2 separate regions of the Homo sapiens genome follow, and region 2 is linked to region 1. The links are chromatin loops, found by intact Hi-C in ENCODE. Cell type or tissue: PC-9. All regions are shown on one strand. Each heading gives the region's core, and the rest is flanking DNA. Links, peaks and the distances in the headings are about the cores only. Region 1 overlaps RAP1GAP2 (RAP1 GTPase activating protein 2). Region 2 overlaps CTNS (cystinosin, lysosomal cystine transporter).

The links. Peaks named below come from ENCODE experiments on the same cell type or tissue, not always from the same donor. Only the 100,000 strongest peaks of a DNase experiment are listed, where the experiment ranks them.
Region 2: it touches region 1 in a loop (19-fold over the local background); 7 of 110 quality-filtered maps call a loop at or near these places.

Annotation. Positions count from the first base shown.
Region 1 is chr17:2,824,356-2,834,331 of GRCh38, forward strand. All of the region lies in intron 2 of RAP1GAP2 (RAP1 GTPase activating protein 2), which reads left to right. Among named protein-coding and RNA genes, the nearest start is that of RAP1GAP2, 33 kb to the left of the region's middle. RefSeq lists enhancers at 650-729, 8,262-8,762. In PC-9, for the core only: CTCF peaks have their summits at 1,941 (motif pointing right), 4,252 (motif pointing right) and 4,453; no DNase peak of the experiment used is centred there; H3K27me3 peaks cover 323 bases.
Region 2 is chr17:3,643,065-3,653,040 of GRCh38, forward strand. It overlaps CTNS (cystinosin, lysosomal cystine transporter), which reads left to right. Exons shown (of 12, transcript NM_004937.3): 4 at 4,380-4,458; 5 at 5,783-5,867. LOC105371493 (a long non-coding RNA gene) reads right to left here. Exons shown (of 6, transcript XR_007065579.1): 2 at 9,403-9,525; 3 at 8,360-8,538; 4 at 7,100-7,197; 5 at 1,897-2,111. Among named protein-coding and RNA genes, the nearest start is that of CTNS, 11 kb to the left of the region's middle. In PC-9, for the core only: CTCF peaks have their summits at 4,910 (motif pointing left) and 5,115; no DNase peak of the experiment used is centred there.

The DNA of each region.
Region 1 (9,976 bases), core at 1,033-9,032:
AGAATCACTTGAACCCGGGAGGCGGAGGTTTCAGTGAACCGAGATTGTGCCACTGTACTCCAGCCTGGGTGACAGAGCTAGACTCCATCTCAAAAAAAAAAAAAAGTCCGGGCATGGTGGCTCACGCCTGTAATCCCAGCATTTTGGGAGGCCGAGGCGGGCAGATCACCTGAGGTCAGGAGTTCGAGACCAGCCTCAACGTGGAGAAACCCTGTCTCTACTAAAAATACAAAAATTAGCCGGGCATGGTGGTGCATGCCTGTAATCCTAGCTACTCGGGAGGCTGAGGCAGGAGAATTGCTTGAACCTGGGAGGCGGAGGTTGCAGTGAGCCGAGATTGCGCCATTGCACTCCAGCCTGGGTGACAAAAGCGAAACTCTGTCTCAAAAAAAAAAAAAAAAAAAAAAAGAAATAGCATATGGGTCACAAATTCTGTTGACTAAGTAGAAGCAGAGGCTTGGCCAGAGAGGAGGAGGAGGCGGCGGCTGGAGATGCCTGTGGTGGTTCGAAAGGAAGCACCTGGACTGTTTGAGGGAAGCCTCTGTACAATGTCCAATTTTACCCCAAAACGTATCATGCTGCCTCCCTGCACCACTTCCTCTTTTAGGAGACAAGGTGTTGCTCTGTCCCCCAGGCTGGAGTGCAGTGGCATAATTGTGGCTCACTGCAGCCTTGAACTCATGGCACAAGCAATCTTCCTGCGTAGCTGGGATGACAGGCATGTGCCACCACACCTGGCTAATTTTTAAAATGTTTCTTATAGAGATGGGGTCTTGCTATGCTGTCCAGGCTGGTCTTGAACTCCTGGCCTCAAGTGATCCTCCCACCTTGGCCTCCTAAATTGCTGGTATTATGGGTGTGAGCCACCACACCTAGTCCCATCTTCCCTTTCAAACACAGGCCTAGCAGCAGCATCTCTCCAGCCTGTCTCCGCAGGGTTGTTTTTGGCTCATGATTTGGGCAAGAGGAGGGAGAAGGGAAGAGAAGAAACTTTGCTGTTGGAACTGGGTCAGAATTGGAATACAGGAAGCAAGAACATGAGTGTTCACGCTTTGACTGAGCTGTTGACAGCACCGAGGCCAGAGGCAGGAGAAATGAAGCTGTTTGTTTATCTGATGAATATTCATCGAGCTCCTATTTGTAGCCAGCCGCCTCTGTTTTAGGAGCCGGGGATCCCTTTGTTGAATCCTGGCTCTGCCACTCACTGCTGGGGTTACCTTGGGCAACCGTCTGAACCTCTCTGAGCTTGTTTTCCCATCCGGAAAGTGAAGATAAGGAGCGTCCCTGTCTCACAGGGATGTTTGAGGATGAAATGAGCTAACATAGGAAAAGCACTTAGCATGGTGCTTGGCGCAGAGTTAGTGCTCGTGACTGCAGCTGTTACTGAAGACAGAGCGTTTAGGTGTGAAGAGGGTCTGGTGCCCGCATCCAAGGAACTCACAGTCTCTGGAGGAAACAGACATTTAACAGTCATCTGCAAAGCATGAGGCAGTGCCAATAGAGATATTCTTCCTGGTGGAATGAGGGAAGGCTTCTTGAAGGAGGCGGCGCTGGAAGGTTGAAAAGGAATCCCTAGGAAGAGAAGGTTGCAGGGGGCATTTTTTTTCTTTTTTCTTTCTTTCTTTCTGTTTTTTTTTTTTTTTGAGACGGAGTCTTGCTCTGTCGCCCCGGCTGGAGTGCAGTGGTGCCATCTCGGCTCACTGCAACTTCCTCCTCCCAGGTTCAAGCGATTCTGCTGCCTCAGCTTCCCGAGTAGCTGGGATTACAGGCACCCACCACCACGCCCAGCAAATTTTTTTTTTTTTTTTTTTTTGTATTTTTAGTAGACACAGGGTTTCACCGTGTTAGCCAGGATGGTCTCAATCTCCTAACCTCGTGATCTCCCCGCCTCGGCCTCCCCAAGTGCTGGGATTACAGGCGTGAGCCACCATGCCTGGCCTGCAGGGGGCATTTCACACTGAGGAAACAGTAAGGGCAAAGGCTGCGGGTGGGTGGGGAAGTGTGTAGAGCTGTTTGAGAAGCGGTGAGCCAGGCTCTCGAAATGGATGGAGGGACATGGCAGGAAACAGCCAGAGGCGAGGGTGGGGATCCGCTCGGGGAGGCTCTGAGTGTGTTGCCGGCGAGATGACGGGTGCCCTGGAAGAGCGGGATGGGGGAACCGCCTGTCTCCTTGGTGACTTGGGAAGGCGGCCTTGGGAGCTTTGGGGATGGATTGCGGAAGGGAGGAGATGCTTGCTGTGCTCCTGAGGAGGGGTGGGGCCTGAATGTCCTCTTGGCTGGGGTTGGAGGGGAGGGCCAGGCTAGGGTCCTAAGAAGGTGAATCCTGAGCCCAGGCATCTAGCCCACGTGCAGCATGAAAGGAGGATTTCCGGCCGGGCGCGGTGGCTCACGCCTGTAATCCCAACACTTTGGGAGGCTGAGGCGGGCGGATCACGAGGTCAAGAGATCGAGACCATCCTGGCCAACATGGCGAAACCCCGTCTCTACTAAAAATATAAAAATTAGCTGGGCGTGGTGGCGTACGCCTGTAGTCCCAGCTACTTGGGAGGCTGAGACAAGAGAATCGCTTGAACCTGGGAATGGGAGGTTGCAGTGAGCCGAGATGACACCACTGCACTTCAGCCTGGTGTCACAGCGAGACTCCGTTTCGAGAGAGAGAGAGGAGAGAAAGAAAGAAAGAGAGAGAGAAAGAAAGAAAGAGAAAGTCCCATGGAAATGGGGGTTTCACATTTGGGGGATTTGCAAAGTAGTCACGTGGGTGAGGCAGGAGGGAAGCCTAGTAGCAGAGAAGATGATGCCTTCGGCCTTGAGTGTGGTGCGTTTGAGGAGCTTGTGGATCGTCCCAGGGGTGTGTGTGGTTGGGCTCTTTAGCTCAGGAGAGCTCAGCTGAGTGGATACCCACTCGCACATCCAACAGCTCTCATTCCCAAAGCGTGTTCTGAGTGTGAGTCCTACAAAAGTGGACAATTCAGACCCTGTTGGGTTTTGTGGCACTTTCTAGTCAGGGAGGCAGATGAGAACAGAATGAAGAACGCAGATGGTTTCAGACAGTGCCCAGTCCTGCGAAGGAAATAGAACAGTGAGGCGATGAGGGTGGGGCTCGGGGCTGGGGGAAGGGGCTACCCTGGGTGGGTGGTCAGGAAGAGCCTCTCCATAGAAGGGACATTTGAGGCCTGGCGCGGTGGCTCATGCCTGTAATCCCAGCACTTTGGGAGGCCAAGGCGGGTGGATCACCTGAGGTCAGGGGTTCAAGACCAGCCTGGATAACATGGTGAAACCCCCTCTCTACTAAAAATACAAAAATTAGCCGGGCGTGGTGGTACCTGCCTGTAATCCCCAAGCTCTTCTCCCAGCCCACCCGGCACCAGCCAGTTTGAGCTCTGACTGGGAACTGGGATCTCATTCATCCCATCTGGTCAGCATCTCTTTGGTTGCTTTTTATCAGCTTCCTATTAGAAAAAAAAAAAATCCCCTTGAAAAACAAGGGGGAGGGTTCATACACGATCGGTTGCAGCAGGCACGCCAGTGACGGTGGGGGCCCAGGGGGAGCGTGGCAGAGGCTCTCAGGCTGGAGGCCAGCTACTGCTCCGGCCAGCCCTTCCCTGTGGGGGAGCCACAAGAGGCCGTCCCTGGGCCTGCAAGCATGAGATGAGCCGAGCACTTGACCAAAACTAGTTTGGGTCTTAGAATTTAACTTATCCTGGGCCGGGTGCGGTGGCTCACGCCTGTCATCCCAACACTTTGGGAGGCCAAGGCTGGCGGATCACTTGAGGTCAGGAGTTCGAGACCAGCCTGGCTAACATGGGGAAACCCTATCTCTACTAAAAATACAAAAATTAGCAGGGTGTGGTGGTGCACGCCTGTAATCCCAGCTACTCGGGAGGCTGAGTCAGGAGAATCGCTTGAACCTGGGAGGCGGAGGTTGCAGTGAGCCGAGATCGCGCCATTGCACTCCAACCTGGGCGACAGTGAGACTCCATCTCAAAAACAACAACAAACAAACAAAAATAATACTGCGATTTCCTAGCAATGCCCAGTGACTTACCCTAAATTCAGTGAAAGTTGAAAAAAAAAAAGAAGTGGCATTTGAAGGAGACCCGAAGGAAGAAAAGGAGCCAGTGTGAAGCTGTCTGGGGAAGAGCATTCCAGGTGGTGGGAACAGGCTTGGCAGGTGTGAAGATGAGGAAGGAGGCCCCTGAAGAGCCGGCGGGAAGAGCGGGTGGATGGGAACACAGTTTCCCCGTCCGCCAGCAGGTGGCACTGTTGGCCCAGGACTGCCCGGGCATGGCTGGGAGAGCAGGTGGGGCCGCGGGTTCTTTGACCTCAGGTTTGTGATTCTGGCTGTGGGCTCATCACAGGCTCTACCTCCACCCTCTGGGGAGATAAGCCCTGGCCGGGGGCAGAAGAGCAGTTGTAATGGTTTCCTGGCTGTTCTCCTTCCCCAACGGGTCTTGCTTTCAGTGTTTCTTTGCTTGCTCCCTCTCCAGAGGTGACTTCCCTCCCGGTTTCTGGGTATCTGTGTCTTTGCTCTCTCCTTTTGCTTTTCTTTTTGCTCCCTTGGTCTCTTCTCCTCCCTCTCTCATTGCTCCCTGGGGGGGCAGGTTCCTGTCTCAAAGATTAATTACTTGCTTTTTTTTTTTTTTTTTTTGGGAAACCTCGCTCTGTCGCCCAGGCTGGAGTGCAGTGGCACGATCTGGGCTCACTGCAACCTCTGCCTCCCAGGTTCAAGCGATTCTCCTGCCTCAGCCTTCTGAGTAGCTGGGATTACAGGCACCCGCCACCACGCCCGGCTAATTTTTTGTATTTTTAGTAGAGACGGGGTTTCGCCATGTTGGCCAGGCTAGTCTCAAACTCCTGACCTCAGGTGATCCACCCGCCTCAGCCTTAAAAAGTACTGGGATTACAGGCCTGAGCTACCATGCCCGGCCAATTACTTGCTTTCCTGATGTAGCTCAGATGGAGCGGGTGGTGACTTAGGATCAGGAAGGTGCTGTTTCTCATCCCATTGCCTACCCTTCCTTCCCGTGGCTTCAGATCTCCATAAAGGGCTGGGGCTGGGGTCGTGACCCCGTCGGTAGAAAATGGTCCCAGCGACCCTTCTCTCCTGGAGCCCATGGACCCACCTCCCAGTGCCATGCCCTGCTCACCTCCAGCCCCTCTAGCAGGCAGCCCTGTCTTCATGTGAGAAGGGAGAACTGGATGGCAAAGCAGATGGCACAGAACAGCTGCACAAGAGCTCACCGAAGGGCTTGTTATGAAAGAGTCATTTTTGTCAACAGAAGTACGCTTCTGCCCTATACTCCGTGCTCTGTGAATTATTTCTCAGGGGAGACTAAGCTGGCCAGAGCCTGGTGGTGGCCTCCTGGCTGTCGGATGTCAGAGTTAGGGCTGCAGGTTGAGGGGTCCTTGGCTTTGGTCTGTGAGTACCATGGTGGTTAAGAGCCTGGTCTCTCTCTCTTAAATTTTTTTTTTTTTTTTTTGAGATGAGATTTTGCTATGTTGCCCAGGCTAGTCTTGAATTCCTGGCTTCAAGAGATCCTTCTGCCTCAGTCTCTCGAGAGGCTGGGATTACAGTTGTGAGCCACCGTACCTGGCAGTCTCTTTATTTTACTTTACTTTTTCCTCTAAAGTTAAAGTTTACAGTATTTTATTTTGTTGTGGTGAGAACACATAACATGAACTCTACCCTCTTAACAGACTTTTAAGTGTACAATACATTATTGTTGAATGTAAGTAAGAGTTTACTCTCTTAAAGCCTCCCACTGGGTGGGAAGTCTAGCACCTTACAACAGGACCCTGTAATCCCAGCACTTTGGGAGGCCGAGGTGGGCGGATCACTTGAGGTCAGGAGTTCAAGACCAGCCTGGCCAACATGGTGAAACCCTGTCTGTACTAAAAACACAAAAAAATTAGCTGGGTGTGGTGGTGCATGCCTGTAATTCGAGCTACTCGGGAGGCTGAGGGAGGAGAATAGCTTGAACCCATGAGGCGGAGGTTGCAGTGAGCCGAGGAGATCGTGCCATTGCACTCCAGTCTGGGCGACAGAGGAAAACTCCGTCTCAAAAAATTAAAAAAGATGGCCGGGTGTGGTGGCTCACGCCTGTAATCCCAGCACTTTGGGAGGCCGAGGCGGGCAGATCACGATGTCAAGAGATCGAGACCATCCTGGCTAACATGGTGAAACCCCGTCTCTACTAAAAATACAAAAATTAGCTGGGCGTGGTGGCGGGCGCCTGTAGTCCCAGCTACTCAGGAAGCTGAGGCAGGAGAATCGCTTGAACCTGGGAGGCGGAAGTTGCAGTGAGCCGAGATCACACCACTGCACTCCAGCCTGGGCGACAGAATGAGACTCTGTCTCAAAACAAAACAAAACAAAACAAAAACTAAAAAAAAGATTTTGAACAGTAAATGTATTTACATGGTTGGTTCTAAAACCAAAATGATATAAAAATATATGTGGTAGAAAGATTTGCTTGTACTCCAATCCGCCCTGTCCCTACATTCTAAAATTCACTTTGAGGTTCTTTCCAGTGCTTCTTTATTCACATGTAAGATGAGCATATCCTTTTCTTACCTCCACTCCCCTTCCCTCCCTTCCCCTCCCCTCCCCTTCCCTCCCTTCCCCTACCCTTCCCTCCACTTCCCTCCCCTCCCCTCCTCTCCCCTCCCTTTCCTTCCCCTCCCTCCCCTGCCCTTCCTTCCTCTCCCCTTCCCTCTTTCTTTTTCTTTCTTTCTTTTTTTGAGATGGAGTCTTGCTCTGTTGCCAGGCTGGAGTGCAGTGGTGTGATCTCGGCTCACTGCAACCTCTGCCTCCCGGGTTCAAGGATTCTCCTGCCTTAGCCTCCCGAGTAGTTGGGACTACAGGCACCTGCCACCACGCCCAGCTACTTTTTGTATTTTTAGTAGAGATGGGATTTCACTACATTGGCCAGGCTGGTCTTGAACTCCTGACCTCAGGTGATCTGCCTGCTCCAGCCTCCCAAAATGCTGGGATTACAGGTGTGAGCCACCATGCCCAGCCTCCTATTTCTTTTTCTTAAATAAAAGGTAATATCCTACAAAACACTGTTTTACATCTTGCCTTTTTCTCTGGAGAATTCCTGTCTGACCACTGAGAGCTGCTGCTGCCTCTGCCCCATTCCTTTTAAAAATAACTGTGTAGTATTTAACGGTGTGGATTTAATTTTAGAGACTGATGATTCCTTTCAGAAATTTAATTTTGTATAACGTAAGTAATATAAGAATACATTTTTGGCTGTGCATGGTGGCTCATGCCTGTAATCCCAGGACCGTAGGAGGCCAACGTGTGTGGATTGCTTGAGCCCAGGAGTTTGAGACCAGCCTGGTGGGGGGGCAGCATGACAAAACCTCATCTCTACTAAAAATAAAAAAAATTAGATGTGGTGGTGCACACCTGTAATCCCAGGTACTGGGGAGGCTGAGGTTGGAGGATCCCTTGAGCCCAGGAGTTTGAGGCTGCCATGAGCTGTGATCATGCCATTGCAATCCAGGCTGGGTGACAGAGTGAGACCCTGTCTCAAAAAACAACAACAACAACACAAAAAACAGGCTGGGCGTGGTGGCTCACGCTTTTAATCCCAGCACTTTGGGAGGCTGAGGCGGGCGGATCACGAGGTTAGGAGTTCGAGACCAGCCTGCCCAATATGGCGAAACCCTGTCTCTACTAAAAATACAAAAATTAGATGGGCTTGGTGGTGGGTGCCTGTAATCCCAGCTACTCGGGAGGCTGAGGCAGGAGAATCACTTGAACCTGGGAGGTGGAGTTTGCAATGAGCTGAGATCACGCCATTGCATTCCAGTCTGGGTGACAGAGTGAGACTCTGTCTCCAAAAAAAAAAAGAAAACAAAAAAACCCAAATCATTTTCCTTAAAACAATCAGAACATTAAAGATAAAGTCTCGGCCGGGCGCGGTGGCTCATGCCTGTAATCCCAGCACTTTGGGAGGCCAAGGTGGGTGGATCACGAGGTCAGGAGATCGAGATCATCCTGGCTAAAACGGTGAAACCCCATCTCTACTAAAAATACAAAAAATTACCCAGGTGTTGTGGCGGGCACCTGTAGTCCCAGCTACTCGGGAGGCTGAGGCAGGAGAATGGCGTGAACCCAGGAGGTGGAGGTTGCAGTGAGCCGAGATCGCGCCACTGCACTCCAGCCTGGGCGACAGAGCGAGACTCCATCTCAAAAAAAAAAAAAAAAAAAAGATAAAGTCTCCTATGGCCAGCAGTGACATTCCCTTTCTCTCCTCCCCAGAGTAGCCACTGTTCAGAGTTTGGTACATACTTTTCTAGATATTTAAACAGGGCTGGGTGCAGTGGCTGGCCAGGTGCATTGACTCACTCCTGTAATCCCAGCACTTTGGGAGGCCGAGGCGGGCGATGGCTCGAGGTCAGGAATTCGAGTCCAGCCTGGCCAACATGGTGAAACCCCATCTCTACTAAAAATACAAAAAGTAGCTGGGCGTGGTGGCACTTGCGTGTAGTCCCAGCTACTCGGTGGGGGGCTGAGGCAGGAGACTTGCTGGAACTTGGGAGGCAGAGGTTGCAATGAGCGAGATCGCACCACTGCACTCCAGCCCGGGTCACAGAGCAAGACTGTCTCAAAAAAACGAAAACAAAAACAAACCAGTATTTTTACATGTACCTTAAGTAACCATCAATGTCCATACATACACAGTTAGCTCATTCCTTCTAATCACAGTTTAGGGTCCAGCTTACAAATATACCACACCCTGCTTATCTGTTTCTCCTGTAAATGGTTGTTCTTGATAATTTTTTTTTTTTTTTTAGATGGAGTCTTGCTCTGTCTCCCAGGCTGGAGTGCAGTGGTGCAATCTCGGTTCACTGCAACCTCTGCCTCCTGGGTTCAAGCGATTCTCCTGCCTCAGCCTCCCGGGTAGCTGGGATTACAGGCACACACCACCATGCCTGATTTTTGTATTTAGTAGAGATGAGGTTTCACCATGTTGGCCAGGCTGGTCTTGAACTCCTGACCTCAGGTGATCCACCCGCCTCAGCCTCCCAAAGTGTTGGGATTACAGGGGTGAGCCACCGCGCCTGGCCTGTTCTTGGTATGTTTTTACTCTTATGAAAAGTGCCGAGGTCAGGAGATCGAGACCATCTTGGCTAACACGGTGAAACCCCGTTTCTACTAAAAATACAAAAAATGAGCCGGGTGTGTTGGCGGGCGCCTGTAGTCCCAGCTACTTGGGAGGCTGAGGCAGGAGAATGGCATGAACCTGGGAGGCGGAGCTTGCAGTGAGCCGAGATCTCGCCACTGCACTCCAACCTGGGAGACACAGCGAGACTCCGTCTCAAAAAAAAAAAAAAAAAAAAAAGAAAAGTGCCACAGTGGACATCCTCATAGTTGACTGTCTACACATGAAAGTGTTTCTCTAGACTTGAGTGAATCCTAGATGTGAGATTGCTGGGTGATAGGGTAGGTGACTTTCTATTTCATCATACTGCAAATTGCCTGCCAATTTCTATGCCACTAGTAGGAGTGTACATGTTGCTTGTCTGTTGGGTGAAGCATCCTGTCTCCTTGCTGTGGTTGCATTCCCTGATTTCCAGCCCTCTGAGCAGCTCTGGCTGTGTCCTGCGTGCTGTACCCTCCGCCCAGAGAAGCACTGTCCTCCGTAAGTCAGGTGGACTCTCGGCCTCTGAAGTTCCTGCACCCGCCTGGTGTCTTTGCAGCATGGTCTTTTGCTGAGAATAACCTCGACCTTCTCCTTTTCAAAAGCCCTCCAGAGGGCTTTACTGACCAGAGAGGTGGCTAGAGAGTTGGCTGTGGGATTGACCACACTGACTTCCCCAGACCCATCTTAAGAGGCTGGCTTTAGATTTTCATCCTATCCCAGTTCTTAAGATGTAAGTTCTGCCCTGAGGGCCCCTGGGGGAAGCCACAGCTTAAAGCTCAAATGCATTTCCCTTGCTGAAGGAGCTGAGCCAGCCAATT
Region 2 (9,976 bases), core at 944-8,943, 820 kb after region 1:
AGCCCTTTGGGAGGCCAAGGAGGGTGGATCACAAGGTCAGGAGATCGAGACTATCCTGGCTAACATGGTGAAATCCCGTCTCTACCAAAAATACAAAAAATTAGTCGGGCGTGGTGGCGGGCGCCTATAGTCCCAGCTACTCGGGAGGCTGAGACAGGAGAATTGCTTGAACCCGGGAGGCAGAGGTTGCAGTGAGTCGAGATCGTGCCACTGCACTCCAGCCTGGGCGACAGAGCAAGACTCTGTCTCAAAAACAAAAAAAAATGCCTACCTCTCACTTTTGTAATAATTAGAAAATGGGAGCTCGGTGTATAGCAGAGTAGCTGGTATTGGGTAGGTGCAGAGTGGGAGAGAGGCCTATAAGAATTAATTTTAAAAACCTGGCCAAGCATGGTGGCTCATACCTGTAATCCCAACACTTTGGGAGGCCAAAGAGGGAGGATCACTTGGGCACAGGAATTTGACACCAGCGTGAGCGACATAGTGAGACCCCATCTCTACAAAAAAAAATTTTTTTTTAAACGGATTCTCACTCAGTTGCACAGGCTGGAGTGCAATGTGGCGTGATCTCAGTTCACTGCAACCTCTGCCTCCCGGGTTCAAGCGATTCTAGTGCCTCAGCCTCCCAAGTAGCTGGGTTTGTAGACGTGCGCCACCACATCCGGCTAATTTTTGTATTTTCAGTGGAGACAGAGTTTCACCATGTTGGCCAGGTTGGTCTCAAACTCCTGACCTCAAGTGATCTGACCGCCTCAGCCTCCCAAAGTGCTGGGATTACAGGCGTGAGCCACCGCACCCGGCCAAAAATTTTTTTTTAATTAGCTGGGTGTGGTGGTGCATGCCTGTGTTCGTAGCTACTGAGGTGAGAGGCGGCAGTGGTGGGAGGATGGCTTGAGCCTGGCGGGGTCAAAGCTGCAGTGAGCCATGATCACTCTCTTTAGGAGGAACTCAGGATGGTGTTGTGACTCATTTTGTAAATCTGATACAATGTAAAGATTTTAGACTTGGGGGGCCAGCTTCCTAACTGCCTCCCACCTTGGGCTAAAAATATCCTGCAGTTATCATGTGATGATAATAATAGTAACAATTATTTAGCATCTGGGCTTTGTGGAAAACATGTTACAAACATTGCTACATTGTATCTTCACCATGACTCATTCAGATAGGTCTTGGTATTCTCCCCACTGTACAGATAAGGAAATGGAGGCTCAGAGAGGGTAAGTACCTTACCCATGGTCACACAGCTAGGAAGTGTCAGAGCCAGGATGGAACTGCGTGACTTTGGAGCCCAATATCTCAGTTGCTGAGCACCTCAGTTTTCTGTGGTGCTAAAGAAGGAGGGAATAAACATTCTCTGGTCTGGTTCTTGGAGTGTTCACAAACTCCTATTTTATTTTTTTATTTTATTCTATTTTGTTGAGACGGAGTCTCACTCTGTCACCCAGGCTGGAGAGCAGTGGCGCAATCTCAGCTCACTGCAGCCCCCGCTTCCTGGGTTCAAGTGATTCTCTTGCCTCAGCCTCCCGAGTAGCTGGGATTACAGGCGCCTGCCATCACGCCCAGCTAATTTTTTGTATTTTTAGTAGAGACAGGGTTTCACTATGTTAGCCAGGATGGTCTCTATCTCCTGACCTCGTGATCCACCTGCCTCGGCCTCCCAAAATGCTGGGATTACAGGCCTGAGCCACCGCGCCCGGCCTAATTTTTTGTCTTTTTGGTAGAGATGGGGTTTCGCCATATTGGCTAGTCTGGTCTCCAAATCCTGACCTCAGGTGATCCACCTACCTCGGCCTCCCAAAGTGTTAGGATTACAGGTGTGAGCCGCTGTGCCCGGCCCTCAACCTCCTATATGCAAAGATTGTAGGAGCTCTGTAGCCATGTAGATCTCCCACTCACCTTGACCTCCACTACCTCTGGCAGAGCCCTAGGGATCCAGAGTCTGGCTGGCCGCCCAGCATCACTTTCAGCATCCTGTCCTGAGCAGTGGCTGGTTGTGGGACTTGCTTATCTGGCATGGTCCTCAGCTCTAGGCAGAATTGAACTGGTGGTACAGGAAGTCCCAGCTATGCAAGCCCAGAAGAAATCCTCAGAATGACCTCAGAACAGTGAGCCTGAAAAAGAAGGGCAGACTCGCCACAGCGGCTTCCAGGCTCTGAGGCTCCACATAAGGAAGGGACTGCCTTTTGCCGCTCTGAGCACCTTGGCCTCTGCAAGGGCCAGGGGACATCCTGTTCTGAGGAGCCCAGCCAGCCAGCAGGGGACTGGAGATTGTGGACTGTGGGGACCTACGGACTTGGGACAGAGCTTCCATCTGTATTCACATGTGCTGAGCATGGAGAAGGCAGCTCTCAGGGTCTGAGAGGCTCTGGGTAGCAGAGCCTGGCCTGGCAGGGCAAGCTTCAGGCTGTGATCTCCTTAGAGGAGACGAGGTTACAGAGGAAGAGAAACTACCAGGTAGGAGTATTGAGGCGGAGAATCAGAGGTCAAATTGGGTAACTTTAAGTTTCCTTCCGGGCCAGGTATGGTGGCTCACACCTGTAGTCCCAGCGCTTTGGAAGGCCAAGGCAGGCAGATCACCTGATGTCAGGAGTTCAAGACCAGCCTGGCCAACATGGTGAAACCTCATCTCTACTAAAAATACAAAAATTAGCCAGACGTGGTGCTGCATGCCTATAATTCCAGCTACTTGGAAGGCTGAGACAGGAGAATCACTTGAACCCAGGAGGCAGAGGTTGCAGTGAGCAAAGATCATGCCACTGCACTCCAGCCTGGGCAACAAAGCGAGACTCTGTCTCAAAAAAAAAAAAAAAAAAAAGTTTCCTTCCAACCCAAGCGTCTAAAATTTCAGATCTCAATTCATCTGCCTTTGAGGGGTCTGAGTGACAGGGTCTGGGTGGGGGGAACTGGGCCTGGGGGGTCTGAGTGACGGGGTCTGGGTCGGGGAACCGGGCATGCTGGCAGCCTCTGCCGTTGCAAAGACGCTCCTCATCACAGTCATGCACCTGCTTCCCCGCCCGGCCTAGAGTCATGACCATAACCCCAGGCTGTGTGTAACCCTGAAGGCAATCAGGCAGGGGAAGTGAGATGGCAGGTGTGGCATGAGCCTTCCAGTACCCCTGGGAGCAGAGGCTGGGACGGGGCTGCACAAAGAATACAGGAAGCACACAAAGAGAGGCTTACTCAGTCCGGTGCTCTGGGCTAGTTGGCCTTGCAAGAGGGTTTTCTTTCTTTTTTTTTTTTTTTTGAGATGGAGTCTCGCTCTGTTGCCCAGGCTGGAATGCAGTAGCGATCTCAGCTCACTGCAACCTCTGCCTTCCAGGTTCAAGCAGTTCTCTGCCTCAGCCTCCAAAGTAGCCGGGACTACAGGTGCATGCCACCAAACCCAGCTAATTTTTTGTATTTTTAGTAGAGACAGGGTTTCACCATGTTGGCCAGGACGGTCTTGATCCTCTGACCTCGTGATCCACCTGCCTCGGCCTCCCAAAAGGCTGGGATTACAGGCATGAGCCACCACGCCTGCCCAGTTTTCTTTCTTTTTTTAAGAAAATATTCTGTAGAAACAGAGTCTTTCTGTGTTGCCCAGGCTGATCTCCAGCTCCTGGGCTCAAGCAGTCCTCCCGCCTTGGCCTCCCAAAGCGCCAGGTTTCTAAGCGTGAGCCACCACGCCCAGCCCCACGATGGTTTTCTAAGACCCTAAGACCCAGATCTGCTTCTTCCCTCATCTGGGGGCCTGTTTGTCAACTTGATTCTGAGTTAACAGCTTAATGCCAAGAAGAAATCTCAGAGTGAAACAACTATTCACCCTTCCTCCTCCAGTACCCCGCAGATAGTCAGCCCCAGGAAGGGGACCAGTGCCAGGGTGAGCTGGGTTGGGAAGGGACCCCAAAGGGCTCCTTAGAAACTCATTAGCTGGGCCCATGTGTCTCTCTGAGAGTGCAGGAAAGGGGCTGGCCCAGTTCTTCAGGACCATTTTGACTTCATGAACAGAGGAGACCCCTGTGCTTTCATCTGAAGAGGTGGTTCACGGCTGCCTTTTACGCTCCCAGGTCACGCTGGAATTCCCCTGTAATGATTTTTGGGCTCCATGGTTCTCTAACAATCTCTGGTTAACTCAGCCGCAGACTCTCAGAGCCTGTCATCGCAGCGGGAGGAGGACGCTCCGGCGTTTCCTGCTCAGGCCTGTTTTCCTCCATCTCTGTCTCTGGCAGCAGGTGGGGAAGGAAGCTAACCAGGGCCTGTGTTTGCAGTCCCATCACAGAATAGGGCTCGTCAGAGAGTCAGAGCTCAGGAGTTCAGATGTCAGGGGTTTCGGCCCAGTTTTCTGTCACAGGCCTGAACTCTGACCCAGTGCCTCATGTCATTGATTTGGGTCCTTCCAGAGTCAAGCGTCAGCCTCACTGTTCCTCCTGTCGTAAAGCTGGAGAACGGCAGCTCGACCAACGTCAGCCTCACCCTGCGGTAAGTTCCTGGGCCTGGCGCTGTGCTCAGCTCCGCTCAGGCCCCGCAGCTGGGTCAGGGCTGACCCCTGGCTCAGTCTGTTCAGATTTCAGATGCGCTATTCTTGCCTCTTACCTGTAAGACAAGCCCTAGAAAAAGGGATGGTGCTAGCCCCGGGCTGCAGGATGGGATCGCAAAGGCTGACCCCCACCCTGAGTCCTCACTTTCCCTGGCAGGAGAAGGAAGGGGTGCTTCTCCCAGAGACGTGCGTCTTTTCCCCGCATGGGAAGAGTCCTGTGTGACCGGTGTTGAGGCCAGATTTCAAAGCGATTCTTTCTAAGACTAAGTATTTGAAGAGAGCCCTGAAGGTCAAGGGGCAGGGAGCTGAGCTGCTGGTTGGCACTTCTGAGGTTGCTTTCAGAAGCAGGAGTGGCCACGTCGGGTGAATGCCGCTCATGCTGGGCCTTGTCTGGGAGTCTCACTTGCTGCCACCTGCTGGCTTAGGCACAAACGTCGCGACCTAGTCCAGTCTGTGCCAGGGAGGCTGCCTCTGCCTTCTCTGCTCTTAGCTGCTTTGTCCTTCCCTTGCCTCCCAGCCGTGAGGATTCCCTGATGAAGAAGACCTAGAACCCTCTCCTTCTCTCTTTATGCCTTTCCCCCTTCCTCGCCTCTCCTGCGAGATCTGGCCTGAAAGCAAAGCTTTGGTTCCGAGGCCCCTAGCAGGCCTGCCATTCCGCTCCCAGCTCCTTCTGTCTCTGCACACCCTCCCCCTGCAAATCTTACAAGTCATCTCTTACCACAACTGTCCAGGCCCCTGGAGTGGCCTCCCACTGCCTTTCAGATTAACTCCAGGCCTCTAAACCCAGGGCCAGGGCCCAGAAGACGGCTTCCAGCCAGCACATCTGCCTTCTCCCGTCAGATGCCTCTCCCAGCTTTCCAAGTCCGGACTGCTCCCTCCTCATTCCCTGCCTGAGCCCTCTCCTCCTTCAGTCAAATGCTGGCCCTCACACAAGGCCCCACTCAGACCCGACTCTCTGGGAAGCCTTTCCCACCGGAGCAGGGAGCCACGGTCCTGGGCCTCCAGATGCCTCATTTGTCATTCACACCCACCTTGCTTTCTTCTCTGTTCTCACCCTACCCTGAAGGGACAGACACCTGGTCTCCTGATTAAGACAGGAAGGCCTACGGGAGCACGATTTCCACCTGGCTACCCATCAGGGTGGAGCACCTAGCATTTCCTAAGCCTAACTGCTTGAGAGTTGAAGGCCAGATGTGAAATCCAGAGGGTTGGTTGAGATCTCACTGTCCAGCTTCTCAGCAGTAATTAGACTCTTGTCCTCCACAGGCCACCATTAAATGCAACCCTGGTGATCACTTTTGAAATCACATTTCGTTCCAAAAATATTACTATCCTTGAGCTCCCCGATGAAGTAAGTAACCAATCTTAACGGATGGGTAGGGAAATGCTAGGTAACAGAACACATTTGAATTAAGAGCTGGTGGAAACAGGTCTCCTAGGCGGCCCCTGTTCCATCAACCTAGAAATCTGTGATTTTGGCTTTGTTGGTGTCTTTTGGGGATGAGTATCACATGCCATTAGATGGAATTAAGAAGGTGATAGTGAGGAACCTGAGGCAAAAATGGTTCTGGGAATGTAAACGTTCTTACCGGGAGTGGTGGCTCACGCCTGTAATCCCAGCACTCTGGGAGGCCAAGGTGAGCGGGTCACCTGAGGTAGGAAGTTCGAGACCAGCCTGATCAACATGGTGAAACCCCATCTCTACTAAAGTAAATACAAAAATTAGCCAGTCGTGGTGGCATGCACCTGTAATCCAAGCCACTTGGGAGGCTGAGGCAGGAGGATCACTTGAACCCAGGAGGCGGAGGTTGGGGTGAGCCTAGATGGCCCCACTACACTCCAGCCTGGGTGACAGAGTGAGACTCCTTCTCAAAAAAAAAAAAAAAAAAAGTTCTTACAATTTTCAAGGCCTGGCTGCTCAAAGGGCATTCAAGGACCAGAGAATTGGGCTTCCTTAGGAACACAGCATCTCAGGCCCCATCCCAAACCTACTGATTCAAAGTCAGCACACTAGCAAGATCCCCAAATGGTTTGAGTCCACATTAAGGTTTGTGAAGCCTCATTCTGAGACACCACTGGTTGGGTGTCGTTTCCAAAAACCAGTGCCAGAGGCCGTGTGATCTAATAGCGATCATTACCCATAGCTTTATGCATGTATCTATTTGTGTGTACCCTGCTCCCACCTTACTGAGCATTTGAGCCAGTTGCTATTCAATTAGATAAAAAGCATCCACAGAGGAGGTGGCAAATAAGGGTTTAAATAACAAGATGAACGCAAGTCACTCAGGGCGCATAACTTCTGGAGAGCTATTGTACAACCTGGCGATATAGTTAACAATCATGTATTACTGCATGCCTAAAAACTGCTAAGAGATAGATCCTAAATGTTCCCACCACAGCTGGGTGCAGTGGCTTGCACCTATAGTCCTAGCTACTCACGTTCGTAACAACAACAAAAAAAAGATAAGTATCTGAGATGATGGATATTAATTAGCTTGATTTAGTCATTTCACAATGTATGCATACATCAAAGCATCACGTTATATACTGCAAATATATACACTTTTTATTTGTCAATGATACCTTAATAAAGCTGGTGGAAGCAGGAGGAGAAGAATGCAGGGATGAGATCAGTAGCCATGAGGCACATCAAGATGGGCTGCAAATCAGCTCTGAGCCCCCTAGGAAGCAAACAGGAGTGAAACACGATCAGTCTCCAGCATGTGGGAACCTGTGATCTGAAAAATATAGCATCGCTGGCTGCAGAGATGTGCACCTGTAATCCCAGCTACTTGGGAGGCTGAGGCAGGAGAATCACTTGAGCCCAGGAACTCAAGGCTGCAGTGAGCCATGACTGTACCACTGCCCTCCAGCCTGAGTGTTGGAGCAAGACTCTGTCTCTAAAAAATTAAAAATAAAAATAAAATGTTTAAAAATAACAGCATTGCTGAGAGGGGATCTCGGAGTGTCCAGCTAAGAGGACCCCGCATGAGAGGGAGCTCTCCCCGCTGGTGAGCACCTTGTTAGTGCCATTTCCCACACCTCCCCTCTTGCCCAGGGTGTGAGGCCAGCATGCAGAGCCGGTGGGTTCCCACAGCACAGCCCTCTGATCCACAGATTAAATTCTGACTCTGGGAGGAACAGATGCTGATTGCTTCGTTTAGGGCCAAACATCGAAGTCAAAGTGTCATCTTTTTATTTTTATGTATTCATTTATTTTTTATTTTATTTATTTGTTTAGAGACAGAGCTTCACTCTGTCGCCCAGGTTGGAGTAAAGTGGCGCAATCTCAGCTCCCTGCAACCTCTGCCTCCTGGGTTCAAGCGATTCTCCTGCCTCAGCCTCCCAAGTAGCTGGGATTATAGGCGCCCACCACCAGGCCCAGCTAATTTTTGTATTTTTAGTAGAGATGGGGTTTCACCATGTTGACTAGGCTGGTCTTGAACTCCTGACCTGAGGTGATCCACCCGCCACGGCCTCCTAAAGTGCTGGGATTACAGGTGTGAGCCACTGGCCCGGCCATTGATTGATTGAGACAGAGTCTCACTTTGTAGCCCAGGCTGGAGTGCAATGGCGCAATCTCAGCTCACCGCAACCTCCACCTCCCAAGTTTAATCAATTATCCTGCCCCAGCCTCCCGAGTAGCTGGGATTACAGGCACACACCACCACACCCGGCTAATTTTTGTGTTTTTAGTAGAGATGGGGTTTCACCATGTTTGCCAGGCTGGTCTTGAACTCCTGGCCTCAGGCGATCCGCCCACCTCGGCCTCCCAAAGTGCTGGGATTACAGGAGCCACCACGCCTGGCCAAAGTGTCCTCTTTTTAAAATCAAAAAAGATACCAAACAAGCCTTGGCTGTAGGAGTCCTTGAACCTGAAGCACAAACAGATCCAGCAAATCCATGGTGTCAGTCAGGGTAGCAGTGACCCTCGGGGCCAGCGGAGGCTGGAGGAAGCAAGCAGGGGTTCCGAGGACTTGGGAATGTTTCATTTCTTCATCTGGGAGCTGGATGCATTCAGTCTGTAGACATTTCATCAAGCTGTGATGTGTGTACTTCTCTACCTATATGTCATAGTTCAGTTTTTAAAAAAGTCTTCAACAGTGAGAGGCTGGGCACCGTGGGATTACATCTGTAATCCCAGCACTTTGGGAGGCCGAGGTGGGCGGATCACCTGAGGTCAGGAGTTCAAGACCAGCCTGGCCAACATGGTGAAACCCCGTCTCTACTAAAAATACAAAAATTAGCCAGGTGGTAGTGGTGTGCGCCTATAATCCCAGCTACTCAGGAGGCTGAGGCAGGAGAATCACTTGAACCCGGGAGGCAGAGGTGGCAGTGAGCTGAGATCACGCCACTGCACTCCAGCCTGGGTGACAGAATGAGACCCTGTCTCAAAAAAAAAGAAAAGAAAAGAAAAGTCTTTAACAATGAGAGTCAAACCATTGGTGTGAGATGGCATTGATGGGCACCAACCTACCTTTTCAGGCTCCTGCCTCACTGGCCCTTCCCCACCCAACTCTCACCACTCCCCTCTACTACCCGTGATGCTGGAAGCCTCTGGTTAGAACATGGGAGTTGAGTGGTCTAGGAGCCAGGCCTGTGAGCCTTGGGTAAGGCACTTCACCCCAATATAGCACCGTCTCCTTATTCGTAGCTGTACAGTGAATAATGTTTACTTGACAGCCTTGTGAAGATTAAAAGCACAAACAAGTATAAAATGTCTAGGATTGACTGGGCACGGTGGCTCATGCCTGTAATCCCAGCACTTCGGGAGGCCGAGGCAGGCAGATCACCTGAGGTTGGGAGCTCAAGACCAGCCTGGCCAACATGATGAAACCCAGTCTCTACTAAAAATACAAAAATTAGCCAAGCGTGGTGGCAAGTACCTGTAATCCCAGCTACTTAGGAGGCTGAGGCAGGAAAATCACTTGAACCCGGGAGGCAGAGGTTGCAGCGAGCCGAAATCATGCCATTGCACTCCAGCCTGGGTGACATGAGCAAAACTCCATCTAAAAAAATAAAAAATGTCTAGGATTGTCCCTGGCACATAGAAAGCACTCAGTGAAAGGTAGCGATTATCACTTCATTCTGTCTTGTATCGGTCAATCGACTGATTTTCTCCCTGCCTAGTTCCAGAAGGGATTTAGTGGCCACTTAACAAATATGCAAGCAACGTTGCAAGGAATATCTGTTAAAAATAAGAAAAAGTGAGTGGCAGGAAAATAAAAGAGCCAGGAGTGGCACATGTTATGAAGATGTACCTTGTGAGACGTGGACGTAAGTTGGACTCCAGGCTTTGCTGCAGCCGCTATACCATTTCAGTTGTCCTGCCAAAGCCCCTGATTTCTGATGCTAAGAACAAGAAGGCAGTGCTTCAAGGGTCCTCATTAAGAAGCCACTGAAGGATGTGGTAGAGCGCCTGTAGTCCCAGCTACTCAGGAGGCTGAGGCGGGAGGATCG